Linked DNA regions of Mus musculus: regions 1 and 2 are each linked to region 3. The links are chromatin loops, found by intact Hi-C in ENCODE. Cell type or tissue: left cerebral cortex. All regions are shown on one strand.

The links. Hi-C counts contacts between places; a loop is a spot of excess contacts. Peaks named below come from ENCODE experiments on the same cell type or tissue, not always from the same donor. Only the 100,000 strongest peaks of a DNase experiment are listed, where the experiment ranks them.
Region 1: a loop joins it to region 3, with 7 times the contacts of the local background. A loop is called at or near these places in 29 of 42 quality-filtered maps.
Region 2: it touches region 3 in a loop (9-fold over the local background); 26 of 42 quality-filtered maps call a loop at or near these places.

What each region holds. Positions count from the first base shown.
Region 1 is chr1:88,452,361-88,460,360 of GRCm38, forward strand. The region is part of intron 1 of Gm29538 (predicted gene 29538); the gene reads right to left. Gm28888 (a long non-coding RNA gene) reads left to right here and starts at 7,815. Exons shown (of 3, transcript XR_387232.2): 1 at 7,815-7,956. In left cerebral cortex, a CTCF peak has its summit at 4,507 (motif pointing right); a DNase peak (open chromatin) is centred at 4,527.
Region 2 is chr1:88,420,492-88,428,491 of GRCm38, forward strand. It overlaps Spp2 (secreted phosphoprotein 2), which reads left to right. Exons shown (of 8, transcript NM_029269.3): 7 at 92-187; 8 at 5,831-5,947. The coding sequence ends at 177. Among named protein-coding and RNA genes, the nearest start is that of Spp2, 17 kb to the left of the region's middle. In left cerebral cortex, a CTCF peak has its summit at 4,319 (motif pointing right); DNase peaks (open chromatin) are centred at 2,593, 4,332 and 7,669.
Region 3 is chr1:88,702,565-88,710,564 of GRCm38, forward strand. No RefSeq gene overlaps it. Among named protein-coding and RNA genes, the nearest start is that of Arl4c, 4.4 kb to the left of the region's middle. In left cerebral cortex, CTCF peaks have their summits at 2,781 (motif pointing left) and 3,474 (motif pointing left); DNase peaks (open chromatin) are centred at 2,773, 3,438, 4,055, 5,282 and 1 more place; H3K4me3 peaks cover 801 bases; H3K27ac peaks cover 1,046 bases.

The sequences.
Region 1 (8,000 bases), 250 kb before region 3:
CTAAGCATCTTTACTTGCCAGTGTTTATGGAATGAGTCATTGGTCTGGTTCGAGGCACTATTGGTACTGGAGCCTCTCTGGGGTTCCTCTCAGTTATCAGCTTTGGATCTGTAGGACCGGCCTCTTTATGAGCTCCAGCAGTTCATACATGGGGTAGGCGTTGTGGTGTCAACTCCAAGCCCTGGACCTGGGCCTGGACGCTAGCTGAGTTGGTCAGCCCACCCGCTAACCTGAATTCACACCACAGGGACAAGCTCTCCAGCTCTGCTCCAGTAGCCCATCCAAAGTGCCACAACCAGAAAGAGGCAGGGTCAGCTCTGCACAGCCCTTGGGTCCCAGGCAGCAGCCCATACAGGGGACGTCTGCATGGCCTTTGGTGATAACATGGACATTGACACAGACCCCTGCTGCTACAGGACTCAGGCTACTCACATTGGGCTCCCCACCCTCAAGTCTCCAGTTCGGCTTCTCTTTCTCTCTAATCACACCATATACTTACACATCACCGTAGCTGCTGAGGTGAGTAGGCCATGAGGCTGACAGGCCTCTGAATGTCTTCCACCCACCCATGCTGTGTGGCATCAGACGGACCTTGCAGCAGGCTTTTTAATATGGTCAGGGGTGGGGGAGGGGCGGTGGTCTGAGCTCAGGTTCCCACAGTTCTGCATCGGACACTGACAGACAGAGCCCTCTGCCTAGCATTTAACACAGCAGTTGAGACAGAGAGTAGACAAACGCGTTTATAGATAAAGCCATGAGTTTAGGGAAGATGTAGCTTGTACCAAATAACTGGATTGACTTCGCAGTCAAGTTTCTATTGTGTTTGCAGTACTGTGGTTTCCCCACATTGGGCCTGTCCTGTGTGGTGACCCTGACCTAGGATCTTGGGCTTTTAGTCAGAGGGAAGGAAGCAGGCTGTGAACTGAGGTTGGAGTGTTTGGAATAATATAGGCCAGCTGACTGGATTCCTTGGCAGTGAATGGACAAGCGTAAAAGCAGGCTCTGTGCAGGATACTAGGGATACCTGGACAGACAGGACTAGACCCTGCAGGAAAGACGGTGCTGTGTGCTCACACACAGAAGAGAAATCTGCAAATCAACAAGGTAGGCAGAACAGCAGCTCTTGGTGAAAGGAGACACTGAAGGGGGTGATATTTATGCTAATGGGAGCATAAGGAGGGGCAAGGAAAAGCTTTGTCTTCATCAAAGAAAGTCGTTGCCAGGTAAGCAATCAGGGGACAGCAGGATATGGCGTGTGGCATAAATAAATAAATAAATAAATAAATAAATGGGTCAGAAATGAAATGCTGATAGAATAGGTGGGAAGTAATTTGTGAACGAATTTTTCTGCTCCTCAGAATGTAAGTGGTATTTCTGGGAGAGGTTTTGGGTGTCTTCCCTCACGTTTCCAATTACTAAAGCTAATTATTCACCTCATTTGCATCCTATCTCTAGGCAGGAGCTGGTGAGGGAGGGCCCAGGCCGGTGGATGTCTGTGGTTTGGGGAGGTGGGGGCTCTTGCTCGCTTAAAAAAAAATGAAGACAGTGCCGCTCTTGGAGGTTAAGCATTTTCAGACATATTGGGACAGAGTTTGCCCTCTCTGTTTCCCTTGGGGCTGGTAGATTCCAGATATTTGTTGTAAACAAGTAGTATAAAAAATGACAGGCTGGTAGATAGATGGATTTCATAGACATATAGGTGGATGTAAATAGTAGATGGGTGAAGAATAGGTAGGTGAGAGACCGTAGGAAGATAGGTAAAAATAATGATAAACACAGTTATAAAATATAATACAATGGGGCATGGGGGCTACCTGGTGGGCTCATGTCAAGGTGTCCCCTGAGAAATCACAGCATGCAGCAGATCTGGTATAAAGGAGGTTTATTTGGGGGAAGAGAGGGGAGTGAGGGTGTGGAGAAGGGACAGGGGTGACAGATGAGCAGAGCCATGAGGGCAGAGAAGCGGGGGCAGAGAGAAGGACAGAAAGGGGGAGAGAGAGAGACCGGCTGGAAACATGTGGGAACAGATAGTGACAGAACTGGGGTGGCAAGCTGTCCTTTTGTAGAACACCTGAAACTGGCCCGTGCAGGTGATGGCACAGGTACCTAAGAGGAGCCTAGTGGAATCACCTGTAAGCCAACACACACACAGGATAGATAGATAATAGACAGATGAGGGATGGGTAGATGACAGATATGTAAGACAGATATGTAGATGATGCATAGATTAATACATATTATATTTATATTATATATAATAATTAATATATTGAGTGATTTTACTATATTAATTTATTATATATTATAGATAGATAGATAGATAGATAGGTAGATGATAGATAGATTTACAGAGGTTTTTAGACAAATTCTAATAAGCTACACTAACCAGAGGCAGAAAACCAGCCCCTGCACTTTGCCCTTGACTACACAGTAGAAGCCATTCTGTAATATTCCATCTGAGGATGCTCTGAAGACCAGCCCTGCTGTAGGCCGGCACTCAACACCAGTGGCAATGATGACGTCTCATTACTGAAGAACTAACTTGGCTCCTTTCCTGTTCCAACAGTCCTTTGGTTTTCCCTAACTGAGCTGGCTAGAGGGTCAGGATGTTAATTTTTAGCGAGTGCTGTGCCTTCCTCTGCAGGTAGGACTACCAGCCTTCAACTCCTTCTGCTCTTGGGTGGGGAGACCCCAGACCACAGCAGCCTCTGTGCTTCCCTGTGCTCCAGGGAGTGACAGTCAGCAGCCAGAGGTCTGTGGCTCCCAGTGGTCAGAGGTCTGTGGCTCCCAGCGGCTTGCTGGGAGAGTACTGGGCTCAAACCTATCACCTAACTCCTTCAGGAGAACTGTCTGCCTTTTGCCAGCTTCTTAGTTTGTTTTTCCCAGAGTGGGAGAGAGGAAGAAAGAAGGGGGAGGAGGGGGGAGGACAGAGGGAGGGGAGAGGGAGGGAGGGGAGGGGGAGGGGAGGGGGAGGGGAGAGGGAGGGAGCAAACTCAACTAACTGGCAGGTGGGAATTGTAAAGAATCGAAATTATTTAATTTTGGTTTTGCACCTTTAGATGACACAGTGTGTTTGTCTGAGCTCCCTCACACAGTTTAGGAATTTTATCTTCAAGCTGACCTCAGACTCATGCTATGTACATCTGATTATCTTTATAGATTTTATTTAAAATGTGTGTGTGTGTGTGTGTGTGTGTGTGTGTGTGTTACTGGGGGTTGAACCCAGGGCTCTGTGCATGCCAGGCCAGACCTCCACCACAGACCACTGTCTCCAGTGTCGTTTTTATGGATTTTTTTTTTTAAGTGAGAAATGAGATGAAGGCATTTAAAATGCAGCCAGCCCACCTTTGTTTGAACTGGGAGCTTGCAATGTGTTTCCTTTGAACAACAGGCCATTTTCAAGTTTGTGAAAGTGGTGATGCTCCTCTGCTGGGTCTGGGGAGGCAGTGGTCCTGTCAGGGCTTGCCCATTCTTAAAGAAGACACAGAGTACAGCTGTATCTCTGCTATGTACCGGCTTCACCCAGAGTGACCTTCCCTGTCTGCACATAGGACCTGGGGACGGTATTCCTGTCTGATCCAGCCTAGTGCCAGGAGCAGCTGGGGGCCACTCCTCCAGTCCAGAGCTGGTGCAGTGATCCAGCTAGCCAGTCACACATTTTCCTGCTGCCCTGCCTTCCTTATCCATGGAAGTCAGAATGCAGGCTTCGGCCAAGCTTTCCCCTTATCCCATTCTCCTAGGGTAGCTTCTCCATGTGAGTCTGCCTCAAGACACTCCCTCTTGCCTCTAGATATCTGTGAGCTCTGAAACACTGGTTTTCCCCAAGCCTCCACTGTCTTCCCCTTGGCCTCAACTAACAATCTCACAATAGAACATGCAACACCAATCCAAAAAAAAAAAGCCATGGGCCGTTTCCTACCACTAAAATCCAGGGCCAGAATAATTATGCTATAAAACAGTAGCACAATCATTGGAGATGGGAGATAGATGATTTTATTAACAAATTAGAGAGCCAAAGTGTGGTTGCAGCTTGTTCTGAGCTGAATGCTGGTGTCCACGCCGGCTGGAAATGGTGTGTGTGGGGAGCCTTGTAAGGAATCCCAGAATGAACTCGGCTGCAGTTAATTACAGGTTATTCTCAGCAGACTCATTGTGCCATGCTAGACAATAGTTTTCTAATTCCTTTTCCTACAGGTATAATAATAGCCCTTGGGTTTCTGGAATATATTTAAGTATACATACATGTTCATTAGCCCGCGATTCACAGATCTAACCCAGTGTTCGGTGTCACCCCGTGCTAATTTTCCCTTGAGAATAACAAACTTAATAGGCTTGGTAGACTAAAAGCTACATAGCCGTCGCCTTACGCTTTCGAAGGATGGGTAGACAGGGTTTCACAGAACTGTAATCTAGGGGTGGATAGAGGAAGACCCTGCCCCCTAGTTGTCTCTCCTTCATCCTGCTCTGTACTGACCTAGTGCCTGTAATGGCTGAGGTTTCTATTTTACTGCTTCCTGCCAGCAGAGGGCGCTCCCTAAGAGCATGCCATACCTCCTTAACCACAATGGAACCCTCTCCAGAGGCCTTAAGAAGCTGGCTGTTATGCTGAAAGGAGTCTGATATGGCTGTCTCCTGAGAGGCCCTGCCAGAGCCGTACAAATACAGAGCCAGATGCTCGCAGCCAACCACTGGACTGAGCGCGGGGTCCCCAATAGAGGAGTTAGAGAAAGGACCGAAAAAAAAAAAAAAAAAAAAGAGAAAGGACCGAAGGAGTTGGAAGAGGTTTGCAACCCCACCGGAAGAACAACAATATCAACCAACCAGTCCCCTAAGAGCTCCCAGGGACTAAGCCATCAACAAAGGCATACACATGGCTCCAGCTGCATACGTTGCAGAGGATGGCCTTGTCATCAATAGGAGGAGAGGTCCTTGGTCCTATGAAGGCTCAATAGATGACCCAGTGTAGGGGAACCGAGGGTGGGGAGGTGGGAGTGGGTGGGTGGAGTAACACCCTCATAGAAGCAGGGGGAGGGAGGATGGGATAGGGGGTTTCCACGGGGTGGGGGGTGGGGGTGGAATGGGGAAAGGGAATAACATTTAAAATGTAAATAAAGAAAATATCCAATGAAAAAAAATGAAAAAAGAAGAAGGAGGAGGAGGAGGAAGAAGAAGAGAAGAAGAAGAAGGAAAAGGAGGAGCAGGAGCAGGAGCAGGAGCAGGAGCAGCAGCAGCAGCAGCAGCTGGCTGTTGCTTCCAGGCCAGCAGGAGAATCACTTCTTCCCAGTTCACTATGACAGTCTTACGTAATATCAGCTAATCAAGAAAGCCGCTTTCCATATTCATTACCCAGTTACATTCCTTTGGTTGGAATCCCATCTCAAGTCTAGGTCCCCGAAAGTTACTCCATTATGTGGGCCTGAATTTCTGACTCAAACTCCGCTTCCATAAAGTCCTGCCTGAGACACCTGCTTCCTTTCTCATTGGACTTATCTATTTTGTGTGTATGTGTATTTGCCTGCATGTATGCCTGTGTACCCCATGTGTGTAGTAATCACAGACTGGATTCTTTTGGAACTGGGATTTCAGATTGTCATGTGTTGTCATATGGGTGCTGGGAACTGAACCCAGGTCCTGTGGAAAAGCAGCTAGTGCACTTAGCCACTGAGCCAGCCCCCAACCTGCTTCCTTTCTAAAGAGCCTTAGTCATACAGTGGTTACTTGCTGAGGCTTAGTACCAGGGAAGCCCAAGTTTCTTTCCCTGCCCCTTCCACTAACTCCTGGTGTGTACTTGTTACTTAAGCTCTCTGGCTTCAGTTTCTCTACTAATGAAGCACATACAGAATAAGAACTGGTAGATTAAGAAGAAAGAGGGTATCTAAATGTGGGTATCATATATGCCTGAGAAAGGGAACTTGTGTTTATTTTATCCAAAGGAAAGGGTAGGGTCTAGATACACAAGCTGTGTTTATGAACAGTTTGAAATCACACCTGTGCCTTCACCTACATCTGAAGCAATTATACAAGCTCTTCAAGCAATGGCTTTGATTTGTCTTTGGTAGCTGTGGGCACCAACCAGAGTGATGTCTCTCTGTGGCCATGTTCCAAGGCCATGGACCCACGTGGCAATGCTGTCTGGAATTACTGGGCAGCTAAAGCCAAGGGTCAGGTCCCACTGTATTTGGAAGTAGGGGATCGGAGCCCTGTCTCTTCGTTCTTCAGCAACTTGTTAGATCAGATGTTCTCAGCTTCTACTTCCAAGGCCCCTCGGAGCCCTGAGCAGCTGCATAGCTTAGGTCAGGTGACCTGCTTTAGAATTTGCCTGAGTATGGAGAGGACAGCAAGTCGGCTCACAGGGAGCAGTGATATAAATCTTTCATCCATGTTCCATTATGAATGACCTTATAATTTGGGGTAAAGAATTTGAACGTTACTCTAGGCAGCGAGGAGCCATTAAAATATTTTAAGTGTGGAAATGACATGATCAGATTTGCATATCAAAAATCCCTGGCTCTGGGATTGTGGGAAGGGGAGGCTGTGGGAAAGAGCAGTCATAAGGTTGATGCAGTAATCTGGGAGAAAGATGTCAGGACTGTGGCTTAGAGCAGTGACCGTGGGAATGGACAGAGGCCTGGTGTTACTTGCGTCTCTCATCGCTGTGACCAAATACGTTACAGAACCACTTAAGGGAGGAAGGATTCAGTTTGGCTCATGGTTTCTGACTAGCTTCAGTCCATCATGATAGGGAAAGAGTGGCAGAATTCACAGGGGTGGGAGCTGTGGTGGGAATGTATCGCATGGTGTACACCAGTGTAAGACTCTGGCAAGCCTTAACTCTGGCAAGACCCATCCCCAAGTGAACAACGGGGAGCTGGGAACCGATGCAAAAGCAAGAGGAATTTTTATTGTTCCAGCATGTTGGCATCACCCTGCACACAAAGGATTGAAAGATCAGCGAGTTTTTATACACCTCTCAGAGTAGCAGCCATGAGGCACAATGTGATTGGCAGAACAGTGTGACCTTTAAACTGATTGGTCTTTTGGGAATGGGGTGGCAAGGACGTTCCTTGTCTGTAGGTGGCCAATGGTCCTAGAATGTGTCTGTGTGCTCTGGGCCTTCCCTAATGGCAGGTGGCTGATTGTCCCCCCACCCCTACCCCACACCCCCCCCCCTGGTCTGAGGAATGTAATTAGCCCCTCCCTTCCAGAGGGGAGGGGTGCCTATGTGTTCTATGACCTTTCTCTTCCAGGAGGGAGGGGGCTGGTGGAATTTTCCAAAGTTCCTGAGCTGACCTCTTCCCAGGAATCAGTGAGAAGGTTCTGACCACAGAAAGGTATGACCTCTGAAAGTTGGCCTCTAGTGAGCTAGGTCTCTCCACTAGTCTCCATGTCACTAGGGTTCCACAATCTCCAGAAACATCACCGTCAGCTGGGAATGCTGAGTGCTCGGATACAGGGACCCATGGAAGATACTTCTGAGTGGAACTATACCACCTGGGGAGAAGAACTGTGAGCATCTGATGGCTGACTCCATGGAGACGAGGAGGAATGGCAACAAGGAGGAGGCAGACCTCAGTTTCTGAGGCGGGGAGCACAAGGCAGGTTGGAGAGGAAGAAAGGAAGTCAGGGCTGGCCACATGGGGCTGAGATGTACATAGAGCATCCAAATGGAGAGGTGTGGTGGGCGGTGCCATGAGGGGGCATCTGTAATGGGCTGGGGAGAAAAGAATGGAGGAGAAGAAGGGAGAGAGAGAGAGAGAGAGAGAGAGAGAGAGAGAGAGAGAGAGAGAGAGAGAGAGAGAGAATATGAGAGAGAGAATATGAGAGAGAATATGAGAGAGAGAATATGAGAGAGAATGATAGTATGAGAGTGGGCAGAGCCTACTGGAAGACTTGGGAACACCACCCTAGGAATGCCCAGATGGATGCAGAGGGCAAGGATGGAACATGGAACAACAGGTGAGTGTTATATGATGTGGTGGTTTATTAACTATAACCCCCCA
Region 2 (8,000 bases), 280 kb before region 3:
GTGTTCTGTGGGCAGCGAGGGCTCAGGTTGTGTTTGCCTTGGTCTCATCCATTTATGCCTGACAGAGTCTGCTTCTCCCTTCCATCCTTAGAAATCATGAGGAGGGGACAGCCTCCCGCCCATAGAAGGTTCCTGAACCTCCATCGCAGAGCAAGAGTAAATTCTGGCTTTGAGTGACATCCTGGAGGTAAGGGACATGTATGACTATTTAGAAGCAGAAGAGACTTAGAACAAGTGCCATGGTATCCTTTCCAGACCCTTTAGTACCCACTCCATCTTCTATTACCTCCTACCTCCTCCATCCATCTTGCTGTGCATCCATCTTGTGAGCTCCCATCTTCCCCTCATGGCATCTGCTGTTACTGATATGACCAAGTTTCTCCACTTTTCCAAGCCACAAAGAGAATATCTCCTGGTCTTCCCAGCCTCTCTACCCCAGTGTTGCCCTCCCTCCATCTTTCCCAGGAGGCTCCGTAATATTTTTATGAAATCCTTTTTGACTTTTCCTTGTCATCTCAACACTGGTGGCCACTTATACTCTCTCAGCCCAGTTCTTTCTTCCCTCTATCGATTACTCTGTCATCGCTTCCTCTTCCTTGATCATCACTGTCATTGATGTGTAGCCTATCTTCAAATGGGCCACACACTCCCATGATCTGGGTCCTTATGTCAACTGTCTGCTAGGGTCATTGGCTGTGGCTGGACTGTGAGATCTGGAAATTCTGCTGGCTTCCTTTCTTGGTTGATGCCGTTGCTACCAACTTCGTTTTCTCAACTTATGGATCATGGGAGCATCAGTGAACCTCCTCTGTCCTTCCTTGTCTCCTGGCATCTGTGGAGTGCGGGGTCGTTTGTTGTATTGACAGATTTATCTAATATCAGCCTGCCATTTCCTTCCCTCGATACTAATGGACTGAATGCATTCTGGCCTTGGGACCTTATCCCACACTGCCTGCCCAGTCTGCTGTCCTTGTGGGCTAAATCAGAGCTGTGCAAACTCCAGACACTGAGCAAATCAGAGTAATGTATTGTACACTCTCCCCCAGTGCTTTGGGGGAATGGTAGACTGAGCCCTGATCTACTAAGCCGTCACCCAGTACGGTGGAGTCTCACCACTCTACACACTCTCCGGTGCCAGGATGAGAGAAAGCAGAATAAGTATTCTGAAAACTCCAAAGGGACTCCACGAGGGAGACACTTAAAAGGAAACTTAAGATACAATTGCAGGAGCTGGAGTGACGGCTCAGCAGTTAAGAGGACTTGTGCTCTCCCAGAAGATCTGGGTTTGATTCTCAGAACCCACATGGTTCCACAGAACTCACAGCCATGTGTAATTTCAGTTCCAGGGGATCTAGCACCCTCTTCTGACCTCCATGGGCACCAAGCACACTTGGTACACACACACACACACACACACACACACACACACACACACACACACACACACGTGCAGACATTCATAAATAGAATGAATAAATCTTAACAATTTTAAATTATATTTAAAATGCAGTTACAGGTGTGGATTCCGGGCACCGACGTTTACAGCACACACACATTACTACCGAAGCCTCGGCATCCGTGTACTTTACATCTTTAAAGAAAACATTGATTGATTTTATGTGTATGAGTGTTTGCCGGTGTGTAAATGTGGGCAACCTGTGCATGCCTGGGGCCCTCATGTGATGGGAACTGAACTTTGGTCTTCTGCAAGAGCAGCAAGCACTTTTAACCACTGAGCCCTGTCTACAGCTCTCCGCACGTGTTAGAGTGTAAACAGCACCGCCTGCTTTCAGACACGATCTGAGCGCCCCAGCATAGCTCACAGCAGCCTTACTGCTTCAACTCTGTGCACACCTCTAGCTTTGTCCTTCCCATACCCACCCCACCCCTGAGCTCCCAGTGATGCCCAGGTTCAGTTTCCAGCACTTGAATGGTAATTTACAGCCGTCTGTAACTCCAGTTCCAGGGGATCCAGTACCGTCTTCTGGTCTCTGAGGGCACCAGACACACTCGTGGTGCGCATACACACATGCAATCACACTCATAGGCTTGTTGAGAGCGGATCCAGGGAGATTCCTGTCACCTTCATCCAGGGGCCCTGCTTTCAGTCCATGACACAGGGCACATCTCTGCTCACTGTGTTTCTTTTGAGCTGGGATCTTTCACTTTGGGTTTTTTTGAGAGACGTTTTCCAGAAAGGCAGCTAAGCGTGGCATAATTAATTTTAACAACTTATGATTTGAAAGAAGTCAGCTGACATTTTACTAAAATGGAGAGAGAAAAAAAAATCCACTGTGGATGAAAGACGCAAGTGGCAGATTTTCTTTTTAATCTAAAAATAAAAACCAACTTCTTGCTGAGATCAAGAAACTCGTCATTTTGAAGAAAGAAACTCATTGTACTCTTTACATACATGCAAAGACCTGCCCTGTGCCCTGTCAAGCATCTGGAGAGGGGAGGGGTTTGAGAACAGAATTTTCAGTAGATGAGCGTGCTTTGCTTATTAATGATATGATTCCACCGACTGTGCATGGATGTATGTGTTGCAACAGAGTGGGATCATCTAACATCTGTGGAGAAATGAATCACCCAGAACACATGTCTTCAGATGCAGCACAGCCTGGAGACCAAGTGCAGCAGCCTCGGCCTGTCCACCGATTGTCACTAGTGTCCCAGTTACATCTCTGGCCTCATGTGACCTTTAGCAGGGCAGGTTTTGAAACAGCCCACAGTGTTGCCTAGGGTCATAAAATGAAACTAGTAACGGCCATACTCTTGTTCTACTGAGGAGGCAGCCCCAGTGTGCTCCAGGCTCTGCTGATCTCTTTCTAAACCTGCACCACTGACTCTGACAGAAATCCAACCCTGAGATCGAGGCTCAGCACCTGCAAGGCTATTTGGGATGTTTTTGTTTGGTGGGTTTGGTTTTTTATTTGTTTCTTTTTCTTCCCATTGAGCCATGGATTCTTTGCAGATGTCTTACTGGTTATCCTTATTGTTTTAGTTCAATGACTAGTGAAGATATCCCGAATGTCTATATAAGGTTACTTATAAAAATATCCCTATTGATTTCATTAAATAATCAGGGTAGGATGGGTGGATGGTTGGTCTTAGTGAGCTTGCTATTCTAAAAATGTGAATCCCATTTTCTCTGTTTTATCATGAGCCTGCCTTAGTCCCTGGATTAAACTAGAAACTGAGCAAGTGTGTCTATAATCTAGTAAATACCATTCCAGTCTTCTCTAAGGTTGCCAGAAATGATTTAATACTAGAGTAGAGAGTAAAATCTAGTACTTAGTAAAAGAGTCGTGATGTTGTTGGTGGGATTCTAAAATACATAGTTTGGAAAACCAAGGTCCAATTCCCGTGTTGCAAAGGGTCTGCTTCTTTATCTTTGTAGTTAGGACAGTTCTGTCTTGGCAATTATGGACTGGCCGAAAGAATCTGAGCTGGGGTGTTTTCCTTTATGCTTCTCTGTGGCTGGCATTGGGATTGTTAGCTTGTGCCTAAGAGCAGTGTCAGAGGCGGGTCTGATGGTGGTTTTGGCCCATAAGTCAATGACAAAAAGATGAGTGCCCCGATTTTTCCACAGCCACTGTTGATTCCTTCAGCCACTGTTGATCAAATGTCCTCTCTGCACCTAGAGAGAGCATGACTCACAAATATGCTTATTGCCTTTGCACCCACTGTCTTGTGTCAATCACATCACATCATATCATATCCTATTGTATTGTATCACACATTACCATACCATATCATATCATATCATATCATACCATATCATACCATAGCATATTATAGCATACCCTACCATACTATATCACACTGTATCGTATCATATCATATCATATACCTGCCATATCATATCATATACCTGCCATATGATATCATACCATACCATACCATATTATATCATACCATATCATATCATACCATACATATCATATCATATCATATCCCTGCCATACCATATCATATCCCTGCCATACCATATCATATCATATCATATCATATCATATCATATCATTTCATATCATACCATACCATGCCGTATCATATTGTATTGTATTGTATTAAATCATTTGTTTCTTAGAGAAGGGAAGCAAGGAGGTCAGAGAGGCCCTGCTCATAGAGGTAGTGTTGGGATTTGAATTTATCTTCTTATGCCTGCTTCCCACGCGTCTGTTTTCTTCTTGTGATACATCTGTATACGAAACTTCAATGCTTGAGATACATTTGCCATGTGCTGAGTGGCACTATATGTACTCTTGCCAAGTAGCCAGCCACAGCTCTGTGTGAGCCATGTACTTACCACCACCAACCAGGTGGGGGCACTGTTCCCTAACACCTGAGGCACGTTGGCCTTTGGGGAGTGATTTCATTGTTCATGTTTCAGACTCACTGGTGAGAATTTCTTGTTATGATCTCCAGAACATGCTTACCTACAGAAGGAGCGAGACTCCACAAAAAGAGTGGGGGACCTGCACGGGGGCCCCAGAGGCAAAACCTGACCACACCCCATTCTCCACTTTCCCCTGGCTCTCATTCCTGCCTGCTCTGCATCTCTTACCAATGCTCTACCACATACAGTGACTTCCCAGGATTTGCAGTGGTTATGCTTTGATGTGCTTGCCTGGGGTCGATCCGATCCATCCCTCCAGGTTGAACTTAGTATGCAACAGCATGCCACCCACTTCCACTGACTACTCCACTCCAAGCTTAAACCAAAGTTCTTCCTTAGAGACCCACCTGTCTCCCTCATGGCTGTGACTAGCATGCCACAGACATCAGTTCAGGCTTCCTTCCTTCCTTGCCCCTCTCCATGTTCTTGGCTCCTCTTCCTTTCTAGCTGAATGTGTCCCAACTCTTCCTGGCAGTTCTTGTTGCCCTCAAAGACTCAGTCACTAAGTCCCCTTAATACAAGTTCCAGGGAACCCTATTAACCTGAAGAATGAAGTCTGAGGTCCTGAGGACTATGGCATATGGGCAGCCCCCCACCCCAGTGTGGTCTCTGTCTGCACCCCTTATTGACATCCTGCCTTCCTCTGCCTCTGCCTCACATGGATGTCTCACACAGTGTGCAATCCCCACTAGATCCTGGGTCTCACGTTCATCCCCAGGTCCGGTCCAGTTCACCTGAGTGCACCTCACTCTGCACTGCCCTTTTCAGGGGCTGATTCCCCCTTGTCTCTGTAGTCAGGCATCTAGAATCTCATTTACAGTGCGTAGTAGGGCGACATTCATCTTCTCCACTGGCTTATGACTTTAAATATTTGGGGAAGTCAATATCGTGTCTTTTTTTTTTTTTTTTAATCTTTACAACCCTCCTTAAATGTTCCACACACTCTTGCTTACTGCACAGATTAACTGATGGGTGGCTGAGCGGATAGATTTGTGGAAATTTGGTCTCTAGCCCTATCTCCTCAGACTGTCACAGCCTCTGGCCAGCCACTGCTTTGATTGGCCCCTCTGTCTCTCATTCACAGACTGATGCCTGGCTAGAGCCCCTGCAAGGAGTTTCTCTGGTCTTCCCTGTTTTGAGACATGAGTTCCTATTCTGTGGCTGTGTCTCTGTCCCCTGATCAGGCTACCTCATCTACCTGTGGTGTTTCTCATCCTGTCTTTGGTCCAAAGCAGGCTGCTCAATGTGGAGCTGTTCAAATCTCCTGTAGCATTTAGATCACTTTCTGAGCAGTGCCCAAGCATCCCAGGCTGAGCCTCCAGCACAGGGATGCTAATGCACACTGTGGTGGTCTAACCTGCCCTTCCTTCTCAGGGTGCAGATGCATACTATGGTGATCTAACCTGCCCTTCCTTCTCTCTTGAATAGATTTCATGAAAGAAAGAGAAGCAGAAGCTGAAATGAAGAAAGGCATGGAGAATGGTGTCTTTTTCCTTTTTATAATCTCCACTCTGCAATAAAGATCTTTCCCTTCCTTTACTGCTCTCTCATTGTCTGGTTTGGAATAGAGCATCACTAAGTATCCAATTTCAGATTAGAGCATCACTAAGTATCCAATTTCAGATGAGAAATTGATGTTAGGAGGCATGAGGAGGATGCTAGGGATGGAGGCTCACAAAGTAACTATGTTTCGAGTGTTTTCAGCCAATTGACAATAGATATTAACATCTTGTTAAAAGCAAGCAGACTCAAGCATCCTGTTGTCTTTCTTTGTAAGTCATCATGGTGACTTTTAGGGCAGGAATACTCTCCCATATGATACAGACAACATGGTACATAACACCATTTGCTCCTTAAGCCCCAGAGAATGGATGAGACGGCACACACCCATGCAGTGGGATGTGACTGACCACACAGCAGCCTGGGTCATCAGGTGGAGAAAATGCTGACACAATAGCGCAATCTGCTAATAACAGAGAACATCTTTGGTGGGAGAACAGGTTACTTTGTACACTGTCCTGTGTTTCTGTACACATAGAACTGTTCCAAGAATAGTTTAGTGGACTGGGGAGACGGCTCAGTGGGTGGGATTGATCAATGCCCATAGGAACCTGAGTTTGAATCCCTAGATCTCATCTATTTAAAAAAATAAATAAATAAAACCAAGGCTAGGTATGGCCACACATGCCTATAGAGCTTTGGGTTCAGCAAGAGATGCTTCTCAAGGAAATAAGGCAGGGAGTGAGGGAGCAGGGTACCTAGGATCTTCCGCTGCCTTCTGTGCGCTTATGGATTTTAACTAAGAAAAAAATTGATTAAGTGGCTAAAGAGTAAGACTCATTGCAATCGACCACTGTGCCTATAGGAGCACCACATACTACTACTGCATTCCTTTAGATTTCTTAGTCTAATAAATTAGCTACAGAATGAAATATCCTCCAAAGTGGGCATTCCCAACAAACCCGCCTAGGGAATAGGGCTCATCCCCAAATCTGCCTCCTTTGGACATCATTTGTGGTTTGGTGTGAGTCGTGTGTGTGTGTGTGTGTGTGTGTGTGTGCGTGTGTGTGCACATGTGTGTGCCTGTAAAACTGTGAGATGGCATCCGTTCTCCCATTAAGAGTTTAGCATGTTGGCACAGCAGTGCTTGTTGGTGACCCTTGAGAAGCTAAAACAGGAGAACTCTAAGTTTGAGACCAGCTTCAGCTTCGTGGTGAGACCTACTCTCACAGAGTTGCTTGTGCCAGCCTTCTGAAAATGACAGCAAGTCAAGATGCTATACAGAATGCTTCTTATATGCAGCTACCTGGCACTTACTGAATGTGTTTCAGGTTTGGCTCCTGCTTGTATCCTGTCATGGTATTTGTTTCAGACACAGACACGTTGTACTGAAGACTGAAGAATTAAAACGTGTTGGGGAATGGCGCTGGTCTGGAGGAGATGAAGATATTCTAAAGATACATGTTTAACCAACATTCATAAAACATAAACTCTCTTCTGCCTTTATAGTTGAATCCAATCACTCCCTCTACCTTGGTAAACTCCCACACTCTGGGCCCACCAGAGTCCTTATCTGTAGACATCTCTGCAGGGCAGCTGTGATTTCCCTTATGGTCAAAATAGGCTAAAATTTACACACAATTTTGTTATGAATCTACATAATTATGTAATTTCCCAGTCTTTGAATTTACTGCACATTTCTTCCACATTCCTCTGGAGAAGACAGCAGCAAACATACATAGGTGTGAAATGGGTGGCCCTTGCTCCGCAATTGTCATTGGTACTGGAGCAAGCCGGAGGCAGGTGTGAACTGTCATTGTGAGTCTGTCTGTTCCTTGGGAGAGTGAGAGCCAGCACCCGCACTGAGCATGCCTAGATGCACAGCAGTGTAGCCCAGGCCTTCTTAGAGGGTAGCTTTTCTGCAAGTATTCACCAGCAAGCTAAAATATCAACACGGTTGATGGAGAAACTGGGTTCGCCAGCTGCTGCCGTCAGTGGAGACATTAGGAAGATGGACTGAGCTGGTGAGATTCATAGACTCCGAGAGTCCCCGGCCAAGGTTGTTTGCAAGAGCTGATGTGATCACGGCCCTTCAGAA
Region 3 (8,000 bases):
CTAATCCATTTCCACCGCGTGGTTTCACGCTCTTTGGTGCCCTAGTGTCTTGGTCCCTATTCTTCCTTGATGCGTATGCTCCCTAAGTCTAGGGTGTGCCCAGGAGGCTCAGTTAAGACTACCTACCACCCACCTGCCTAGATAACTCCAGACATTTCTTTCTCAGACACCCATTTTGGAGCCTTGCTTTATGCTTCCCCACCCCTTCCCCACCCCCTCCACTCTGCTGACATCCCAGATTAGGTTAGTCTTAAAGCAACCTTTGTCATTCTACCTTGAGAACCTACCAGGGATGGGGTGAGGGTAGGGGATGGGGGAGGTCCAAATCACCTGACCAGGCTTCAGGAAAGCTAGGTCACTAGAAGACCCTAGCTAGCTTGGAGCTGGTGGTGTGATGAGTCACAAATACATATTTTCTGGGTTCCATTTCGTGACTCCATTCAGTGGTTTTATCCTACCTTGTAAAACGTAGCAAATGAATATTATTTCTGCATGTGGAGGGAAGTCGGGGGGGGGGTGATTATGAGTGACACAGGTTTGATGATGATGGGAACTAGAGATGACAGCCAAGGGGAAAATGGTTTACATTTGTGTAGGTCAGGCTTCTGGGTCAGAAAAGGTTGCAAATGTAATCCAGGGAAAGAAAATAAAAATGCTTATCATTTGTGATCTTAAAAATTATATATATACACACACACACAGAGAGAGAGAGAGAGAGAGAGAGAGGAACCTTCCTTTCTAATGCTGTTATAATACATGATTTCATTTGTACTAAAGCCTGTGAGAAAAATCACACCTGTTCAATTCCATCTTTTAATTCTCACAACTCCAAAAGCCAGTCTAGGCTTCCACCAGCTAGACTCAAGCCCAGGGACTGGTGATGGATGTTGGTGCTGGCAAGGTCCACTCAGATTACCTGTCCAGCTTGCTAGAGGAGGAAATTTAGGTCTGTGTGCTGGTACTTGCTAAGGGGACCTCAGTGCAGACAGCCTGCCTAAGATCAGTGATGCATTGGTTCTGGGATGCTTTCCAATGGGCACCCCCTCCCCCCCCCCCCCAAAAAAAAACAGGGGCACAAAAATTTGTCTCAAATTAATCTCAAATTGAGTTGGCAAAGTGATAAATACATTAATATAGTTCTGGATACATGGAAAATGTTTAGGATAAGGGTTTTCTCTTCTGGCATGGCTGGATCCTGGAGCTCACCACTAGACACTAGGCCAAATCTTCACCCGTCCTCAGTTTCCCTCTGTGCCCATCCTTTTAACTCCTGTGGCCTCACATCCTTTTGTTTGGGACCTAGAAGGAAAGGGCCTTCAACAAAAGTTCAACTTCAACAAAAGTTCAGAACACACATTTCTTTGGCCTGCCTCGTCTGCTTCAGATCCAATACTTGGATTGACATGGCTCCAGCCTAAAATGTGGTGGTTCCCACAGAAGAATTCAGGGACCCCAAAAGGGCAGATAGACAAAAATAAATGACTTGAGGGGCAGTGAAAATGGCTGAGTGGGTGTCTGCTGTGAAGCATGGATTACTGAGTTCCATCCCCGGCTCCTACACATGGGAGGAGCGAAAAGATTTCTGAAAGTTGTCCTCTGTCCTCCACATGTAATGTGTTTGTGCATGCACATGCATACATGCTAAATGTATGTTTTTAAAAATTTAAAAGGCAGTAAATCCAGTTTAATTCATGTCACGTTTGTTACTGGGAAGGCAGAGTTTTGTGTCTGGGGAGGAATTTTCTCTTCTTTCTTGTAGGCATTTCCTAAAGAGAATCTCCTTCTCTGGGTTGAGTCTTTTCTTGCTCTGTCCTCTCTGTCACAGGCAGGTGAGTGGCTACCTTGGGACTTTCAGTAAGGCTCTCACAAATGACCCAGCATATGATATGGTGGTGCCTCTTGCTCCTGTTCCCAGTTGGGATTTGCTTTTACTTTAGAGGAATCAGAGGATAATTTTGATAAGATATGGCACTTGCCTTCTTCTTACTGTTCTGATCACTGCCAGCTGCATCTTGGCTGTGTTTGCTCTCTTTGCATTTTCCACCTCATGGTGTCACTCAGCAGTTAAGGGCTGTCTGTTGTCCAGTACAAAAAACAAAACAAAACAAAACAAAACAAAACAAAACAAAAAAAAAAGCAGATTAATAGACATACAGCCTTCCAGAAGAAAACCATTACACAGCTACTCACTATCTTTGAATAGCTGTGGCCCTCCATTCTAATTTTGCTCACTGGGCAATAAGTTGATTTAACAGCTGATAATTTAACTCCTAATGCATAAAAATATCATTGGGTTGAGGCAAGTGGGAATTTCCTTCAAATGTGGAGTTCAACTGAAAGGCCCTGGAGTTGTAGGGAGGAAAAACAAACAAACAAATATTTACTAACCACACCGGCCAGACACTCCAGACCCACAATGAGCCTCTTTTTCATGACCATCCCTTAAGGTAGATATCCTGGGCCATGCTGACAGACAGGAAGGACTATAGCCACTCCCCCACCAACCTAGAGCTTTCGTCTCTGAAATGTACCTAACCCGAGCGAAGCGGCACTTCTGAGGAGTGAGTGGGATCACAACGGTGTTTGGCAGCGTGCCTGGCACACACAGTGCCCAGTAAATAGTGCCTTTGATATGAGCAAAGAAATCAGTGATAAAGAGCACATAGCCAGTGGGGGCTGGAGAGATGGCTCAGAGGTTAAGAGCACTGGCTGCTCTTCCATGGGTCCTGTACCCATATGGTGGCTTATAACCATCTATAATGAGATCTGGTGCCCCCTTCTGGCCTGCAGGCTTACATGCAAATAGAATGCTGTATACATAATAAATAAATACAGCAAAAATAACATAACATAACATAAAAAGTACACACCCACTTCCAAAGTGTATTTCCCCTGAGCCGACACTACTGGCTGTACTGTGCCTCTGTCTTCATTTTAATTAACCAGGCCAAGACATTTCTCAAGGAACAGTGAGCTCCGTGCGGGGCCTGTGATATATTTCTCAAGAGCGGAGCTCATCAACAGACAAGCTATTTTTGCTCATCTTCTGACACAAGACTCTACATCCAAAGATGGATTCAGTTACTTCAAGTGTACAGAATGGAATAACTCGGCAGGAACTTTGAAATCGCATCCTGTAAGATTCTTTTTCTCTCCTTTGAAGGGCTTAGAAATATGTGTCACCAACTAAAGTTGCTCTCCTGTGAATCAAGTGAATGGAGTAGGAAGTTGCATAGTAATTATCTTTGCCTTTAGTGAGGCTAATAGCATAAAATGCAAAGGCTGAGCCTCGGGGCTATCCTTTACCAGGGACCAGGATTCTGATCAGAATATGGGAACTCACGACTGCACGCATGCGCACCTGCCAGAACGATGACTGCGTGTACAGACTGGAAACCTGCTGCGCAATGCAGGGCTCAGATTCACACCCCGTGCCTGATTGTGCTGGTGCTGGAGCGCCCTCTACCGGTACGCTCTAGAAATAGGCAGAGGCCCTTGCGGAGGAAAAGACCAAAACACATTTACTGAAGGCTTGAATGGATGGATCCAGATGGATCATCCCTGCCCCGGTTGCCTGCGGAAGTTATCAGCACTCCCAGAGACATTACTGGCTAAGCTTAGAGAGTCAATACGGTAGGGGATGCCTGTGTGTGGGCTCAGAGCTTGGGAATACCTGCCAGGACCCCTTGCAGTTTGTGGAGAACAGGAGAGGACAGTGTTGGGGGAGGGGAAGTCTGGCAGGACCTGGAGGGGTTTTGCTCAGAAGCTGGGGGGCCAGGATGGGCATGGGGAATCAGGAACTGATGAGCAGGGATGGAAAGCCAGCATCCAGGAAGCCTGTGATGAGTTTAGAGAGGAGGAGCAGCCAGTGACTGGACCTGACTCAGCAAAGGCTGAGGCAGCAGGGACGCAGGGAGAACAGGGCAGGAAGAGGTATGGAGGAACGAAGCTGGACGGTGAGAGTGAGGCCTGCAGTAGCCTGGTAAAGCCGGGGCCTTGATGAAGAAATGTCGATAAGCCTGAGAAAGTGACTATATGTGTCCCAATCACTGCTCAGTTCTCAGTCTCCACACTGAGTGAAACGCCAGCACAAGGCGACCGTAAGATACCCACGCTAAGGGGAGGCTGGTGACTGGGCAGGAGGCTAGGCAGAAACAGACAAGCATCTCCTATGCCTGAGGCTTTAGTTTTATTCAAGCGGAGAAAAAGATGGGAACACAAAGGATCTGCCGTTCAATTATCCTTTCAAGCCCATGATTTTAATAAAAATGTCTTTTTCAAAGTCAGCCTGTTTTATTTTCAATTTGCGCTAGGCCACGGGGTTGGCACAATTCTGCTTCTGCTGTTTCTAACAATTACTGCTGCTGGGGTCTGGTACTCTTGTTGCTGATTTGATAAAAAAGAAAAAATAATAGCCATATAACTCCCCCTCCCATTCATCTCCTCACCAGAAAGGAAGATTCAGAAGCCATTATTTATCAATCCCACTTTTATAAATAAATGACAGGATATCTCTGTTTCTAAGGCTAGCTGTACCTTCTGCCTCAGCCTCTCAAGTTCCAGGATTACAGGTGTGTGCCACCACACCCGATTTTCAAATGTGTTTCTTATTAAGGATTTTTAAAAAAATGTCAAAAAGCCAAGCCTTCTTCTAACCCTTAAGTGTTATCTACTAAATGGATCTTGATAAGGATGTTAAGACCCTAACTTGAGAAGTCTGGACTCTGGGGTTGCTGGGATGACCAGTTCTCAGGGGGATACATCATTTGAACTGAAGGAAGGATAGCTTAGTGTGCAAAAGTCATTTCTACTTGTTTAATAAAGCAATCACCTTAATTAGATTCCTACTCTAATAATGCCAGAGAAAAGAAACACACAGACACACAGACACACAGACACACACACACACACACACACACACACACACACACACACACACACACAGAGAGAGAGAGAGAGAGAGAGAGAGAGAGAGAGAGAGAGAGAGAGAGAACAAATTTCCAGTGATTAGAGAGTTACCCCATGAACTGAAAGGCATGGGATGGAAGCTCAGCTGCCCCTCCCTCCTCCCCAGGTGAACTGAGATGGTGTTTATTTTCATTTAATTAAAGCCCTCTTGGCCAGCCCCAGGAGACAGAGAACAATGGTGCTCTGTTAGGTCTATCGGCTCCCCTAGCTGCTGCCAGCCCTCCCTAGGTCTAATGTGTGGTCACCCAGGATGCTCCTTCCTTTGGATACAACAGCCGGCTTTGTGTGTAGCCATCCTCCGGTAGATGTGGCACAGGCGTCTGAATAGAGGCCTTTGGCGCTCCTCGCTGCTTGGCAGGGGAGCTGGGCCCACTTGAGATTATTCTTTCCTTCTTATGAGTTACTGGAATTGTGTAACCTAATAGTTTGCCCATCCATCACTGAAAATACCTTTCACTCGATTGCTCCTGTCCCCCCACTTCCAACCTCCCGAAACTATTTGCCCGAAGACACTGGTGACCAATGGGAAAACACAAAGGGGTATTGGCTCCTTTCTTACTCAGTCTTTTCAAGTGACATTCTACCCACGAAACTCTTCTCTAAGAAACCTACTGGCCTAGCACATAGCCTTCTTCACAGGATGCAGGACTGAGTCAAACCCAAGATGGTAGACATGCTTACAGTTTCAAGTTGCTCCACCCATAGTCTCCGTACTTGTGCCTGTGAGGCACGTCCCTTCTGCATCTCAGATCCTGACCTGTGACCTGTGTTCTTGGCCACAGGCCCACAGAATGGGACTGTCCCCACACCTTCCTTCTGAAGATGCTCTTCCTCTCATCCCTTTGTCCATGTCTACTGCTCAGAGTTTCTGACTCTCAGAAGCTGGAAGTTGGACACAGTGGCACTTGTCTAAAACCCTAGCTTTTGGGAGGGACAGACTCTTCCTCAGCATCAGAGCTTGCACAGGGTTAGTGTCTTTCACGTCTCTCTGACATCCTCAGATACAAGATGACTCAAGGAGCTCTAGAAATGAAGACACTGAATGTTTTCAGCAACCCTCAGTGGTATTTCTTCAGTTGAGCACACCTGCCTTGATTTAAGCCTTTGAGGGATGCAGTATATGGTTCTATTTTTGCATGTGTTCCGGCATCACCTACCCTGTCTGGGAATAGGGAAGAGGTAACTGATAGAATTACCCTGGTAACGAATTACCATGAATTAACGTGGTAATGAATTGGAATTAGCCTGGCAATGAATTACCATGAATTAACATGGTAATGAGTTGGAGCCTTCCATTGGTGGGGCTCTGCCATCTTGGGATAGCTGAGCTCCCTGGAGCAGCCTTCTGGTCAGGGGCAGAGACGGAGGCTTGGCTGAGAACGCCAGGCTCAGCTGCTTTCTTCTAAGTAGGCATCACCACCGCCAGCATTCTAGAGAAAGACAGAGGAGGGTAGCCATCCGCATTTGCTTAGCTTCATAAAGCAAGATGCCCAATCCCTGCAGGGAGTTGATTAGTGGAGGAATTTAGCTCTCAAAACCCAAACCTCTACCTCTAGCATGGCCTAGCCGAGCATCAAGCTGACTCTTTGGGCCCAGAGTTGCTAGGCAACAGTAGAACAAACAGGAAAGAAGCAACCCACAAAGAAGCACAGAGATAAGATAAAAAGATATTTACAACAAAAGCAAAAGAATAAAGCACGGGGAGTCTTAGCACCCCCTTTCATGTTTCTATTCTTTTCTTTTCCTTCTGGTATTTCCATTCTGGCCAAATATATCATTTTTAAAGGAGATATGGCCGTTTAATTGCTGACAACCAAGTAAACTTTACTCTCTCAAGAAACTGATATTCAAGAGATCCAAGGAATGAAAGGGTGACGTATTTTTGAGCATTTTGATGGGGTACAATGTTCATATAGTAAATATATATTTTAAAGGGTACAAAAGCCTGGTCAATAGGAGTCTCCATTTCCCCAGAAAGGCTTCACTCCTTATGGGTGACATTTGTCAAGGGCTCCTGTGTCCTCCAGACCTTTAACCATTCATTTTTAGGGAAGTGTTCAGCTCTGGGTCTGAAATGATCCTCAAAGCCTTTGTCATCATGTTCTTTGAAACTCTAGAAAGGGGTATCCATTTAAGGGACCTGTGTGATGGTGGGAGGAGGCCCCTTTCTTCTCTACCCCTCTCTACTTCCTAGACATCATGAGATGAGCATCTGTACAGCACCAGGCCCTCCTCACAATGATGCTCAGCCCCACCAAACACTTAGCAATGCCAGGACAAAGTGACCATGAACTGAGACCGCTGAAACTGTGAGCCGACACTAACCTTCCCTTCTTTCAAGCAGTTAGTTGGTCAGGTATTTACTGCAGCAGTAGAGGGCTGATTAACAAAGAGAGCTACACCTCTCTAGAATCCTACGCAGAAGAACCCAGGAGAAAGGTCACACATTAAGCTGGCAGTATAGGGTTGCTGGCCAAGCTAAAGTAGGGCCAGGAACCCCCAGTGCAAAAGATCCCAGAGAGAAATGTCAAACTTCTCTGAGAAAAGAAGATGCTACTAGACTTTCTCTGCTGTGGTAATTGAAATCTTCTCTTGACAGCCCATTCCAGGAGGCACTCATGGGGCCCAGTTCACTTTGTGATAGATACTCTGTGTGAATTTCTGAACCTGTAGATCATGTAACATCTCTGCACCTTAGCTCTGCAGACAGCAGGCTGTACTCCTGCTTTCTACCCTCCTGAGCCAATTCTTCTGGGAGCTAGCCCTGCTCACCTCTTGCCATTATGCCTATAGCTGCTGGTTAGTATTTTGTTGGTCCAGATGAACCCAAGTTTGGTCCATTTGGGGTGTGCTGGCTCAGATTGGAGAAGCAAGACAAACTGAAGATACCAACTCCAGAAAACAAGCCAGTAGTTTGTCAACTCATGAGGAGCAAGAAGGAAGATACAAGATAAAGAGGAACAAACACAGAGAAATGAACGTAGATTTAATTCATGAGCTGTCTTCCATCCACGCTGGGGTGTGATAATGTA